2 separate regions of the Homo sapiens genome follow, and region 1 is linked to region 2. Evidence: chromatin contacts called from ENCODE Hi-C data. All regions are on one chromosome and are shown on one strand. Each heading gives the region's core, a stretch centred on a gene start or an enhancer-like site at or near the end of the contact. The rest is flanking DNA. Distances are from core to core; before and after follow the strand shown.

Region 1 (6,953 bases), core at 3,305-5,804, 2.9 Mb before region 2:
ATATGAAATATGATAGTAGTTACTTTTTAAAGATAGATGGGATAATTATAAGAGATTAGGAATGTGTGAGTGAAGAAATAGTTTTTTTAAACACCTTTTGCCATATTTTGATTTTTTTCATAGATAGATATTATTATTATTATTATTATTATTATTGAGATGGAGTTTTGCTCTTGTTGCCCTGGCTGGAGTGCAATGGCATGATCTTGGCTCACTCGGCTTCCTGGGTTCAAGCGATTCTCCTGCCTCACCCTCCCTAGTAGCTGGGATTACAGGCATGCGCCACCATGCCTAGCTAATTTTGTATTTTTAGTAAAGACAGGGTTTCACCGTGTTGGTCAGGTTGGTCTCAAACTCCTGACCTCAGGTGATCTGCCCACCTCGACCTCCCAAAGTGCTGGGATTACAGGCGTGAGCCACTGCACCCGGCAATAGATACAATTTTTAAGAGATAAGCCAATTTTTAAAAGGCATACAACAGGTAAACTATTATTGAAAAAAAGGTGGTATATCACTCCTTATCAAATGAGTGTTACAGGCAGTAAGTATCATAGAACTTCAATGGAGAGACAGATTACTAGGTGAGCTACTAAATAATTACTATAATAATAATAATACCGCTTATGAAACCATAGCATGACCATATTAGATATATTTCTATTTATTGCTATTACCCTTATCGTATATACTCAAATTATTCCTATGTCTGCCAGCAGAGGCCTCTTCAAGTTGGCTCCTAAGTCCTGACAGAACCTCAGTAATCTCTGATAGCTGCCTTGTTTTCTAATATGACAAGATGTTCCAGGGTCATCTTGTACATTTCCTACTTTAGACCTGGAGTAGGACATTTCTCTCCAAAGAGCTCTGGTCTTCCATTTTACTGGGAAATTATATTTAGATACCATGGTATGAGCATGAGTGGTGCTTATTGCTACTGGGTTGATCATTTTTTTCTAGTGAACAGTGAACAGATAAAAGATATGTATATGTAACATATATGTGATACAGATATATAATGATAAAATACAAGTTTATGTTGATACTGTCAATACAGATTCAAGGTTTTTCTCAACTTCATTGATCTTGCATATTTGTCTTTTTTTAACTGAATATTCCAGTTGATACCAACATAATTATACAATAGTCTCAGAGTAGCAATACCAATACTACTACTGCTAATATAATTATTGAAAACAGTTATAATTATTGAAAATAATTCTCCTTAGAATATATGCCACTAAGAACACATAGACAAATAACTGTGTTGTAAAAGCCATTCGGAACGGTTTTCCTCTGTGAGATAATGCCATTCACTGGCTACACAGTGAGGTTCATTTGTTTCATTTTATTTTGCTTTTTAGGGATTGTATTTTAAAAATTAATTTTGTTTAGTAATTAAGTAGAATGTTAACTTGGTTCCAAAATCAAATCTATAAAGCAATATATATTTTAAAATTTCTGGCTATTGCCTCCCTTGCCTTAAATTTATCTTATGAATTGTATTTTTCTTGTTTTTATTTTTATTTTTAACCTCCCTCTCAGATGAGTTTTTGCTTGTTTTAATTTTAATATAATCAAACGGATATTATTAGGGTGATATGGTTTGGATTTGTGTCTCTGCCCAAATCTTATGTTGACTTGTAATCCCCAATTTTGGAAGAGGTGGAGGATGATTGGATCATGGGGGCAGATTTCCCCCTTGCTGTTCTCATGATATGAGTGAGTTCTCATGACATACGATTGTTTAAAAGTGTGTAGCACCTCCCCCTTCTCTCTCTTCATCCAGCTCTGGCCACATAAGACATGTCTACTTCCCCCTCCACCATTATTGTAAGTTTCCTGAGGCCTCCCCAGCCATACTTCCTGTACTGCCTACAGAATCATGAGCCAATTAAACCTCTTCTTTATAAATTACCCAGTCTGAAGTAGTTCTTTATAGCAGTGCGAGAAAGAACTAATATATAGGAAAATGGAAGCATTTAACTTAACAATATAACCTGGATATATTGATCATACCATAGTAGGAGGTAAAGATATCTTTCATTTATTTCCATAGCATCTTTCATAACTTTTTGTTTTCTCTTTAGTTAATGGTTCTCTCTTTTCATTTACCTTTTTGTTTCAGCTTGGTGTATTTTTATAGATATTTATCACCAATATATCTTCACACACTCTCCTATTGTCTCAATCTTTTCCAGTGTATTTAAGCACATCATGGATGCTATCAAGTTCATCTTAATTTCATTCTCTTAGAGCCTGCTGCCCGCTACAATCTGGATGGATAATTCCTGTGGCCTGCTGCACAGCTGTCATCCACCCTTTACAATCCCCCTTCACCATCATCCTTGGAACTTCCTCCTTTTCATTGAGTAAAATGTCCTGCTTACTGATTCCTTTGTCACTTTACTTCTTACTTTACTCTCTGATTCTGATAAAGCACAGCTAACTTCTTTAGCTTGATACTGTGATGAGGTTCATAACTCTTATTCACATTGCTTCATCTACCATCAACCAAAGATGGGGATATCACTGGAGCATCATTACCTGTCATTACTCATTGCGTCCCATGATGTCCTTTCATATGATTATTAAATCATGTAATGTATACAGTAGGTTTAAGAGCTTAATTAACCTTTGGCGATAACCAGATTCAATGAGGCCCTCAGTGTAGAGTATATATAAGAGGTAGATGCTTCTTAGCATATTAAAGGCTGATTCCCAGGACATTCGGGGATTAAATTTTAAGAACAAAGTTATTTTATCAGATAGAACAGATTCTGGGGTTTTTTCCTTTTTTTTTTTTTTTTGAGACAGAGTCTCACATTGTCACTCGGGCTGAAGTGCAATGGCACGATCTTGGCTCACTGCAACCTCCGCCTCCCGGGTTCAAGTGATTCTCCTGCCTCAGCCTGCTGAGTAGCCGGGATTACAGGGGCCCACCACCAGGCCTGCCTAATTTTTTTTTTGTATTTTGAGTAGAGTCGGGGTTTCACTATGTTGGCCGGGCTGGTCTTGAACTCCTGACCTCGTGATCTCCCCCCCCACCCACCCTTGGCCTAAAAAGTGGCGGGATTACAGGAGTGAGCCACCGCACCCAGACTTCCCCTCATTTTTAAAATCAGTAGGGAAGCATTAAAGGTCAATTCAGAGGTCATTAAAATTATATTTTTAAATAACAAGAAATATTAGTATCTAATTCTGTGGTTGTTTGCAAGATTATTTCTTTGAAATTTAAATGGAACTTCCTTTATACTTATTCACGCTCACACACACACAAACAAGTGCACACACAGGTGTGAGAAGCCCAATCACTCCAGGATTAGCTGTTCCTCAGAAAGCTCAGTAATGATCTGAAATCTGAAGCCCTACTTGAACTTTTCTACTAATTCAGTAATTACTGCTGTGCCTGAAATTGGCCCCTTTCCTGCAATTACTCAACATGCACTTTCAGTTAAAGAGGTTAACACCTGAATTTAGATTCTAATTAGCATGTAAGGTAGAATTTTTTGTTTAAAGCTTATTAAAATGGGGACTTTTCCCAGTGTAAGATTTCACTAGTCTATGCAGGCAAACACATGTTTTATAGATCAGCTTCTGATTATCTTAAAAGCAACAAAGGTCGGAGGGGAAACCAAGATCAACGTATCACCATTTAAGACACTAACCTCAGAATAAATCAAATTCAGTCAATAACTGAAGTTGTCAGGCTGGCCACTGTCAATACAAGGACCAGTGTTTCCAAATCCGCATTTAAATAAATGACTTCTCTCAAAAAAGATACCAATAACTCGAGATAAAAGCAAATTAATAGTGGTATCGGCTTTCAGAGCTATCTCCAGTTCCTTCCCCCAGTTTTCCTAATTACTAATATTTAAAAATCGCAATACCAAAAACTCAGAATTACATGGGGACAGAAGGTCTTCAATTTCTCAGGAAACAATTAATGTGAGTTTAACTTCAACCACAGGTGTGTCTTCAAGCTATCTATGTATCCTCTGCCACATCCCTAAGAAGCAGTCGCCCAATTATTTCTTGGGCACCTCCAGCAATGGGAAGCTTACTACCTCCTAAAGCAGCTCATTTTATTACCAGACACACCGGAAACAATGGCTCTATAATTGATGGATTATAAACACACTGAATTTAGGGGCATTCTCATCATTCAGTTGACTCACACTGTTTTCAGTACATACACTGTTTATTTCTTTCCCATCTTGCACTTATGCAATTGACTTTTTTGAATCTAAGTTCAAGAACTTAGATTTTTCTCTTTGGAATTTTCCTCTACTTCAGCTTAACTCCTATTCAGCCAATCAAGATGATTTGTGTTGACTGTGCTCTCTGGTTTCTTGTCATCTACAAATATAATAAGCATCCTATCCTTTGTTCCCGTTCAAGGATAAACTTAATATATAAGGTCTCCCAGCTTCTAACTTGACTCAGCCAACACTTCAATACAGAAATGAAACCCTTGTGACTTCCTCGTTGGCTATTCTGAGAATCATGTTATATTCACCGGCAAATCAAGAAGAAAAACTTGAAACAATACTTGTGTCTTCAAAAACAAGGGCAAAAAGATCAAGGAGTGGGAAGTGGTAAAACCACTTGTATTAGTTTGCTGGGAACTGCCATAACAAAGTACCACAGACTAGGTGGCTTAAACAACAGACATTTATTTTGTTACTATTCTGGGGGCTAGAAGAACGAGATCATGGTGTCGGTACTTGGTTTCTTCTGAAGCCTGTCTCTCCTTGGCTTGTAAATGACTGTGTTCTCCCCATGATCTTCCCCCTGTGCTTGTCTGTGTCTTAATCTCTTCTCTTCTTAAAAGGACACAAGTCATATTAAAGTAGAGCCCACCCTAATAAACTCATTTCAACTTAATTACCTCTTTAAAGGCCCTATCTCCAAACAAAGTCACATTCTGAGGTACTGGTGGCTAGGACTTTAACATGTGAATTTCGGGGGAATACAAATCAGTCAGAACATCACTTAGGAGACATTTTCTCTCTATGTTCTCAGCCATAGATTGCATATACTCCAAATATCAGTTTCTCTAAATGTTCATGTTTTATCTCACTAAATGTGTAATCTTATTTACTTAATGCACGTTTATTTTTACCTTTTTTTTTTTTTTTTTTTGAGACAGTCTTGCTCTGTCGCCCAGGCTGGAATGTAATGGCATGATCTCAGCTCACTACAACCTCCACCTCCCGGGTTCAAGCGATTTTCGTGCCTCAGGCTTCCAAGTAGCTGGGATTACAGGCATGCACCACCACACCTGGCTAATTTTTGTATTTTTACTAGAGACGGTATTTCTCAATGTTGGCCAGGCTGGTCTAAAACTCCTGGCCTCAAGTGATCACCCTGCCTAGGTCTCCCAAAATGCTGGGATTACAGTTGTGAACCACCACGCCCAGCCTATTTTCACATCTTTTTAGGGCCTTATGCCTACATTTCAGAATGTGCCTTCAAACAGGTTGAGGCCTAAATATGAACCACAGTGTTTAAGCTTTTTAAATGCTGCTGCCATTTCATAAAAATTGCCCTTTGCTGATGGGCTCATTTGCTGTAATAAATCATACTATAATATAAGCTATAGAGTGCGTAAGTATGTAAATATGCATACATTTCTAAAGTTACAGCATACTGCTTATATTCCTGCCACTATATCCAATTTCTCTTTGAAAGAATACAATATGAATGTATAAATAGCCTCAGTTACCTAGAAGCAGGTGTAATTAAGGGAATTTGGTTATTTGACCTCCAGGGAGGTCAATTACATGCCATAGACTTTGACCCAAATATTCATATCCCCCAATGTGTTTCATTACAGTGGAACCCTATTTTTGTACGAAGAAAGCTTGAGACCCACAGAAGTAAGGCTGTGGGAACATGTTAGAAAAGTGGATGTTGCCGGACATGGTGCCGGATCACGCCTGTAATCCCAGCACTTGGAAGGCTGAGGCAGGTGGATCACCTGAGGTCAGGAGTTCAGGACCATCCTGACCAACATGGCGAAACCCCATCTCTACTAAAAATACAAAATTAGCCAGGCATAGTGGCACATGCCTGTAATCCCAGCTACTTGGGAGGCTGAGGCAGGAGAATCACTTGAACCCAGGAGGCAGAAGTTGTAGTGAACCGAGATCACGTCATTGCACTCCAGCCTGGGTGATGGAGCAAGACTTCATCCAAAAAAAAAAAATAGCATAAAAGATGCCATGTTATTTCTAACAGCACCCATTTATTCTATAGAATAAGAAAACTTTTTACAGCACACTCCCTTTGTAGGTCCTGGAAAACAAGAGAATTAAAGTGAAATAAAATAAGTCCCTTTAAAAAATATTTTGCTGTTTTTCCCCAATAATAGAATAGAAATTTTATGAAAATCTTCAATTAACCTCAACCTCATACGGTAACAAGATGATTAAGGGCACAGACTATGTAGCCAAGCCACCCACATAAAACTCGGGTTCCTCTGCTTTTTAACTAAAAGGAACTAAGGGAAAGTTCCTTAAGCCTCACCAGCCTTACTCATAACAGGAGAGATAATATTAGTAACTACCACACAAGACTGTTAGGAAAATTAAACGAGATAGGCTCTTAGACAATACTTAGCATAAAGCAAGCATTGTATATATCTTAGCCATTATTATTTTTTGTTAATAGCATTAATACTCACAAAAACCTGTGGTGTGGCTTTGTTATCTCTACTTATACGAACATACACAAAAAAACAAGACTTGCCCGAGGTCGAACTGTTATTACATGACAGAATTGAGATTTTTTTCTAACTCCTGCTTTTTCTGTACCTCCTGCTATAAATGTAATCTTATGTGGAAATTGCTTGTTTCCCAGTGGCTAAGGGCACATAGCAGTGGGGAATTGGAATGTTCTTTAGAGAATTCTGTCATTATGCGGTTCTTTTCTCATACTAACGAATGTGGCAA
Region 2 (6,881 bases), core at 1,230-3,729:
TCCACTTACTTGGGGTTTGGCCATATGAAAGACCTTGGCCAATGGGATTTGAGTAGACATGTCATGAGACATTAGAGAAGCAGCTTTAAGAGGCTTCACAAGTTTCTAACAGCTTTCTGGCTCTTCCCATCTCCCTTGAGAATTGCCAAGTTCTACATAGGGGCAGCTTCTTCAGCTTGGGCACTGGATTGAGGAGACCCATGGAGCAGAACCTCAGCTGACCCAGCATGTAATACAAATAAGAAATAAACCTTTGTGGCCATCAGCCATTTTTTTTTTTTTCAACCGCAAAAGTGATGAATATATTGTTTGTGGCTTTTTTTCCTTTCACCTCATGTGCTGAAACTCATGAAGTCCAGCCAATTCTAAACTACAAACTCTGACTTATGAGACTACTGTCACTGCCATGAGCTTCAAATATCTATTACACAAGCATCAGATTTGCCTTTTCTTTCTCCCCGAGGCAGGGAAGGAAATGCCCTAGCTGTCTGAGAAGAGTATGTGAGCAGAGAACATGGAATTGTTCAGATTTTCATCCTGATGGACAAGAACACATCAAACTATCAAACATAAAACTTGAAAACTCCAAGACATTTATCCTTCCTGGACTCAAGGTATTTACAGGGCAGAGGAAATATCTCTTAAGTAATTATAATGTGGGACAACAAATAGTGTGTCATCAAGGTGTGCGGAGAAAAGTGCTGTGGGACCTCATGAAAGAAGAGGCCTGGAAGGACAGGTAGGATTTGACAATTCAAGGGGAGGGGAGAGAAAGCATTTTGTATTCAAGATGCAGACAGAGCTAAATTACAGAGGCAGGAAATGAAGGGGCATGGATGGGGGTGTGAGTGAAATGATGAGGGGAGACTGGTGGAAGGTCAGATCGGAAAGGCTCCGCAAGGCCTACTTGTGGTCCTAGATAAGGAGTGTGGACTGTGAAGTTCTAAGACTGGCTAAAGACCATATAGAAAAGGGGCTGGAGAGTGGATTTTAGCAGCATTTATTATTTTAGAAACAATATAGCCCTTTAAAATAGTGACACATAAAGTAAATGTACCTATACAGCTGGAAAAACAATTCAGGTGATGGATTACTCTCCCCAAATGGCTGGTGTACACTGTGTGTATATGTTTGTACTTCATATTCATTGTACTTATGAAGTCTTTTATGGTTTGTTGTTGTTGGTATTGGATTGGTGCATTTTTCAGCCAAAGAAACAGCCTTGATTTCCTGCAGTTGTTTCCCTACTAATAGGGCACATCTTACTATACTTAGATCTCCTTGGCATTTTAATTCGTGTTTTAAAAAATAACCACACAATAATGCAAATGTACTTAATGCCACTGAACTGTACTTTTTTTTTTTTTTTTTTTGAGACGGAGTCTCGCTCTGTCACCCAGGCTGGAGTGCAGCGGCGCGATCTCGGCTCACTGCAAGCTCCGCCTCCCGGGTTCACGCCATTCTCCTGCCTCAGCCTCCCGAGTAGCTGGGACTACAGGCGCCCACCACCACGCCTGGCTAATATTTTTGTATTTTTAGTAGAGATTGGGTTTCACCGTGTTAGCCAGGATGGTCTCGATCTCCTGACCCCGTGATCCACCCGCCTCGGCCTCCCAAAGTGTTGGGATTACAGGCGTGAGCCACCGCGCCCGGCCTGTACTCTTAAAGTAGTATATTTGTTATCGTTTGCCACACACAAAAATAATACCCCAGCAGATCTTCATACGAGTTAATTTACGCTATAAGTTTAGAGCCGGAATTTCCTCAGCTCATCACTCAGTGTTAACATTGAAGATGTCCAGGTTGGTTATGAAGGATGTGACATCCTAGCGTTGGCCACTCTTTTCCTGGTCCTTCCTGTCTTGCAGGTGAGCCTCTGGGGGTCAGGAGAAAGTCTCCTCTATCTCCTGCTCACTTTCGTGTAGGGGAGGGAAGGTGTGTGTGTGGGTGGGTGGGGGCGTTTTGTGTGAGGGAGGCCGATACTGGGCAGGCAGCCACGCTCTTCTTCCTCCATCCTGGGGCGGAAGTGGGGAGAGCAGCAGTTTAAAGGTTCTGTTGCAGCAGTTTAAAGGATCCACTCAGCCGCCTTAACCGCCAACCAGCAGGCTAAGGGAGGAACAGAATGAACAATGTTTGGATCCCAATGACTGGAGATGAAAGTTGCAAAAGCTCTGCCCAGGCTTCTACCAAGGATTAACTTTCCAGGGCATCTGCTGAACTGCTCTTCGGGGCTGTCTGCTGAGATTGGCGGCGGGACCCTCCCGCCTCTCACTCGTGCCTTTGTTCCCCACGCCGGCCTAACCCCGCGCCCCTGCGCTCGCGGCCAGGGCACCTGACCCACGCGCCGCCCGCCGGGGATGCGGGAGCCGCCACTGCTACCGCTGCCACCGCTGCCGGGCCTGCTCCGCCAAGCACATGCGCAGTGGCGACGCCGAGCCGGCGCCCTCAGTCTCCTCCTCCACCGCCTCCCGGTTCCGCAGTCACTTCCTGCAGCTGTTTCCCTGTGGGTCGGGTTGGACTGACTTTTGACAGTCAGCCTTCGGCTGCGGAGGGGGCTCGGCGGCGGCCGGCGGAGAAAGTTGCTCCGAGAAGAGGCTGGGTCGAGCTGGGCCGAGCCGGGCGCGCAGGGCGGGCGTCGCGGGCGTCCCGGGCGGACGCGGCGCGGAGACTGCCGGCGCGTCCCGGGGGTTCCGGTAAGTGCGGGCGATTGGGAGCCGCGGAGCTTTCAGGACGAGCCCCTGGAGCGCCGGGGACTAGCGGTTCCTTTCCGATGCTCTTTCCATCTGCCCTCCACGTGACAGGGCTTGCGCTGCTTCTATTTATCAGTTTGCTTGTTTCAGGCATTTCACGTGGACCAGGTGGATCATCTGTGCGTGCAGCTGCCTTGGCCCTCTCAGTTGCCCCCGCCCCGTGGGAGTCGGGGGATTCCATCCTTCGTGATGGCATCCATACCGGGTTGAGGTGCGTGTGTGGGTTCGTGTGTATGCATGCACATCTTAGGAATGTAAGGTGGATGTGGGCGACGCTGAACTGTCTGTAGCTTTGATTCAAATCTGTAAACAGTTCTCTAGGATTAGGAACCGTCACAGCGGAGACTGAAAAACATTCGCCAATTCACCAAGGCCTCTTCCCCAGTTTTCTGCGTTCTTTTGAGCCTTCTTTATAGGATACACCTTGCCTCAAGTGATTATTATTATTATTTTTTTTAACTTTTCTCCCTCTCATTCCTTCTTGCTGCGTTCTGATGACCTCTGAGTAATGCTCGCTGCCTTTCCCTCATTTCCAGAATTCCCAATTACAGACTTACCTAGTTTGCTGAGGTGCTCCTAACCTGTTCCTTTATTCTATTCTCTTTCCTCTGTAGATTTCTCCAAATGAGACAAGAGATTGTCTTTAACACAGTATGTGAAGAGTAGGCCCCAGTCCAATCATTAAAACTAAGTATGCTATGACAATTAATTTTCTTTAAACAGGGTACCTTGTGAAGCTTTGATTTTCTTTAATGTCGTCTTAGCTCCTTTCCAAACCAGGACATTAACCAGCATAAATCCTTCATTTATGCCATCGCAAGCATCAAAGTGACTGGTTTTTAAGATTTGAAGAATATTTATGCCAGTCTTCAAATTAGTCCCTTTTAAACCAATGCAACAGTTGAACAGATCTGAGTTGCATGTTTTGGGTCTCTGTATTCCATCATTCATGCATTCACTGAAGACTTGGTTTTATTCATTTTAAGATTTATATTTTATACTAATTTTTGTTTGCAAATGTACTAATATTTGATGCAATTGTCATACATAGATTTTTTTGAGGAGTCGACATTGTGTTGATTGTTAAATATAACAAGAAATAAATTTGGGATATCAAGCTACTCTTTAAAAATTGTAAAGATCAAATGTGATAATGGGTAAATCTGTGTTTGGCAAGAATTTTTTCTTTAAATCAGGTAACTGTCACCTCTGGTAGGAGGCCTTTTGTGCCTCTGTTCTTTGAGAAGGATCTTTATTTTGAGGGAAACCTGTAGATAACACTGGGGGAGACACATGCTAGAATTTCCTCAAGTGAAAGTGAGCTTTCATAAAACAAGTCCAGACATGCCTAGGCAATTGGTAGCATTTGATTTTCTGTTTATATTGCTGATTTCCTTTATCCAGAGGTTTTGACACCCCCCCCCACCTTTTCACTAATGAACTAGCAGAATGTTTGTGGCAATTTGACATCAGTAGCTTTTCAACATTATGAATTATTATTATTAGGTAGTTAAACTTTTTAAAAGCTGTTCTTTGTCTACTTAGTTCCGTTTTCTAAAATGACCATATCTGTCTTTGCTTTCTGGACTATCTTTGCTTGATTCAATTAAGAGAAATAATACCATTACAGAGAACCTGACTTTTTAAATGTTAAAACTCTATATTGCTTTTCTTTTATGTTCCCAGAGATATGGGCAGTACACTTCTGCTTAAAAATTAAATAATATTATCATTTTTCTAAATTTTGTGATTAATGAGAAGTATTGTTAAATTCTATGACTAATACTTATGCACTTTGTCCTTAACTACATTATTTTCCCATCACGCTGATTTCCTTTGTTGCCTCCCCACCCCAAATTTCGTCTGAAAGTTGTTACTTGATTTTCAGGTGCTGTGTAGTTATCAAATATGGTAAAATAGACTTTAACTTTTCAAAATTTACTTGATTCATTTTAGTAATTCTATTATTGCCATAATGTACACATTTCCATTGCAGATGGAAAATTTCAGCAGCTTAAAATAGCCATATTCTATTGACCAAGAGAAGAGGTTTTAATAATACTGTATTGAGAGAGTGGAGGGAATTGTGGATTTTGAAATAAGGATTCTAATTTGGGTTAATTAGAATCTTGGGAACTCAAAGGGTGTACTGTGGTTCATTTTGAGACACTCAGGGTTAGACGGCGCCATCTGGGGGGGAGGCAGGAGACATTATGGATAAAGATTGAAGAGGGAGAGGAACATTTTGGGTCTTTTCTGAGGGAATTATAATAGAGACTATCAGTTATTTGTTAAGAAGGAGGAGGGAAATAGCCTCAAGATTGAGGAACTGGAATTATACTGTGGCTTATGGTGGTGTGATCCATTACTCCATTGGACATTTCCTTGATACCTTATTTTGTGTAGGTAATTTACCTAGAGAAGGAGGAAAAATTTGGGTTTTACAGGGGCTGATGAATATAATCTAAGGCTGTATGAGGCAGGGCTGTAAACTCAAGAGCTCACAGAGAACAGGCAAGTAACAAGTACAGGCAGCAGCTGAGTGGGGACTGAGGTGTCCCAGAGAAGGCAGGCCTCGCTAGAGGGCACAGTGCCTCTGAGCACTAACTAGCTAATTGCGTCCCATATAGGAATGTGGGCCAAGTGATGCCAGATCATCCTTTTTCAAGAGAAGCCATGAATCTCTTGATTTTTAAATGCTAACAACTAATTCGACTTAAAAAAATGAAAACAAAACTGTATATTCCAAACAGCACATCTGTGGCTGTATGTGGCCCACAGGCTGTTTGCCACCTCTGCTATACATTTGCTCAACTACTTAAATATTGCTAGTTGATCAGAAGGAACATATTTTATTTATTTCTGTCATACTTTAGGCTACTCCTAGAGTTCCCTGAAATTTTAGCTAGTTCTATAAGTGCTTTAAGAATTCTGCAAGATGATATTCTTTTATACACTCTTTTTGATATTGGTTGGTTGGAAGATATGTTTGCTAAGATTTTTAGCTGGTGGTCTTTTTTTTTTTTGAGTCACAGTCTTGCTCTGTCACCCAGGCTGGAGTGCAATGGCACGATCTCGGCTCACGACCACCTCTGCCTCCCCGGTTCAAGCGATTCTCCTGCCTCAGCCTCCTGAGTAGCTGGGATTACAGGCACTCGCCACCACACCTGGCTAATTTTTGTATTTTTAGTAGAGACGGGGTTTCACCATGTTGTCTTGAACAGGCTGGTCTCGAACTCCTGACCTCAGGTGATCTGCCCACCTTGGCCTCCCAAAATGCTGGGATTACAGGCGTGAGCCACCACACCTGGACAGCTCGTGGTGTTTTTGTCTGTGCATGATTATCATTAAGAGTGTTTAAGTGTAAGTGTGCCTGAGGGAAGGGGTCTGGACTAGGTGACATTTGATGTCCATTTCAGCCATGTGACTTTTAGATTTAGCCGTGGATGCAATGCTGTTAATGTTCACGGGCCAAAGGGATAGCAGTTGGAACTGTGCCAAGCAAAATAAAGCCAAATCTATAAAGCCATTCTCAGTGGAAGAGCACCGTGTTAACATGAATTAACAGGCAGGGGAAGTCTGCTAAATGAGGCCAAAGGAAAGAAGTCCCAAAGATGGGTTTGGAGAAGTAGAAGAAAGGGTCAGATTATGTTGTCATTTACATGTTATCTTGCTGAAGTCTGATTTTCAAGTGAGTTTTTTTTTCTGTTTTTTTGCTGTTGATTCAGATTTGAAGACCTTGCTTCTCATCACCCACTGGATTATGCCCCAGGCTTCCCTACCCAATGATCCTCTTGCAACACGCCGTGCTTCCTCCACCTAAGCAGCCCTCACCCTCGCCTCCTATGTCAGTGGCCACCAGGTCTACAGGAACCTTGCAGCTTCCACCACAGAAGCCTTTTGGGCAGGAGGCTTCCTTGCCTCTTGCAGGGGAAGAAGAGTTATCGAAGGGAGGGGAGCAAGACTGTGCCCTGGAGGAGCTATGTAAGCCCCTGTACTGCAAACTCTGCAATGTCACCTTGAACTCTGCACAGCAAGCCCAGGCTCATTATCAGGTAAAGGGAGAAAAGAAAACCAGGCATTGAGTAGGGTGAACATTTCAGGGCTCTGGCTATTTAGCAGTTGTCTCTC

Evidence for each region. Hi-C counts contacts between places; a loop is a spot of excess contacts on that map. Pooled maps may share reads with other maps.
Region 1: a map with no recorded cell type shows a loop between it and region 2 (8-fold over the local background). The contact joins the enhancer-like site here to the promoter of ZMAT3 in region 2. A Hi-C loop is called at or near these places in 2 of 37 single-sample maps with no recorded cell type and 2 of 50 pooled maps.

Annotation. Positions count from the first base shown.
Region 1 is chr3:181,929,877-181,936,829 of GRCh38, reverse strand. No RefSeq gene overlaps it. Among named protein-coding and RNA genes, the nearest start is that of LINC01206, 19 kb to the left of the region's middle. Within about 2 kb of position 4,554, at least 2 of the 41 ENCODE cell types and tissues checked have a DNase peak (open chromatin) inside an H3K27ac peak, as active enhancers do.
Region 2 is chr3:179,067,407-179,074,287 of GRCh38, reverse strand. It overlaps ZMAT3 (zinc finger matrin-type 3), which reads left to right and starts at 2,479. Exons shown (of 6, transcript NM_022470.4): 1 at 2,479-2,693; 2 at 6,479-6,805. The coding sequence starts at 6,536. RefSeq lists silencers at 2,053-2,462, 2,603-2,752.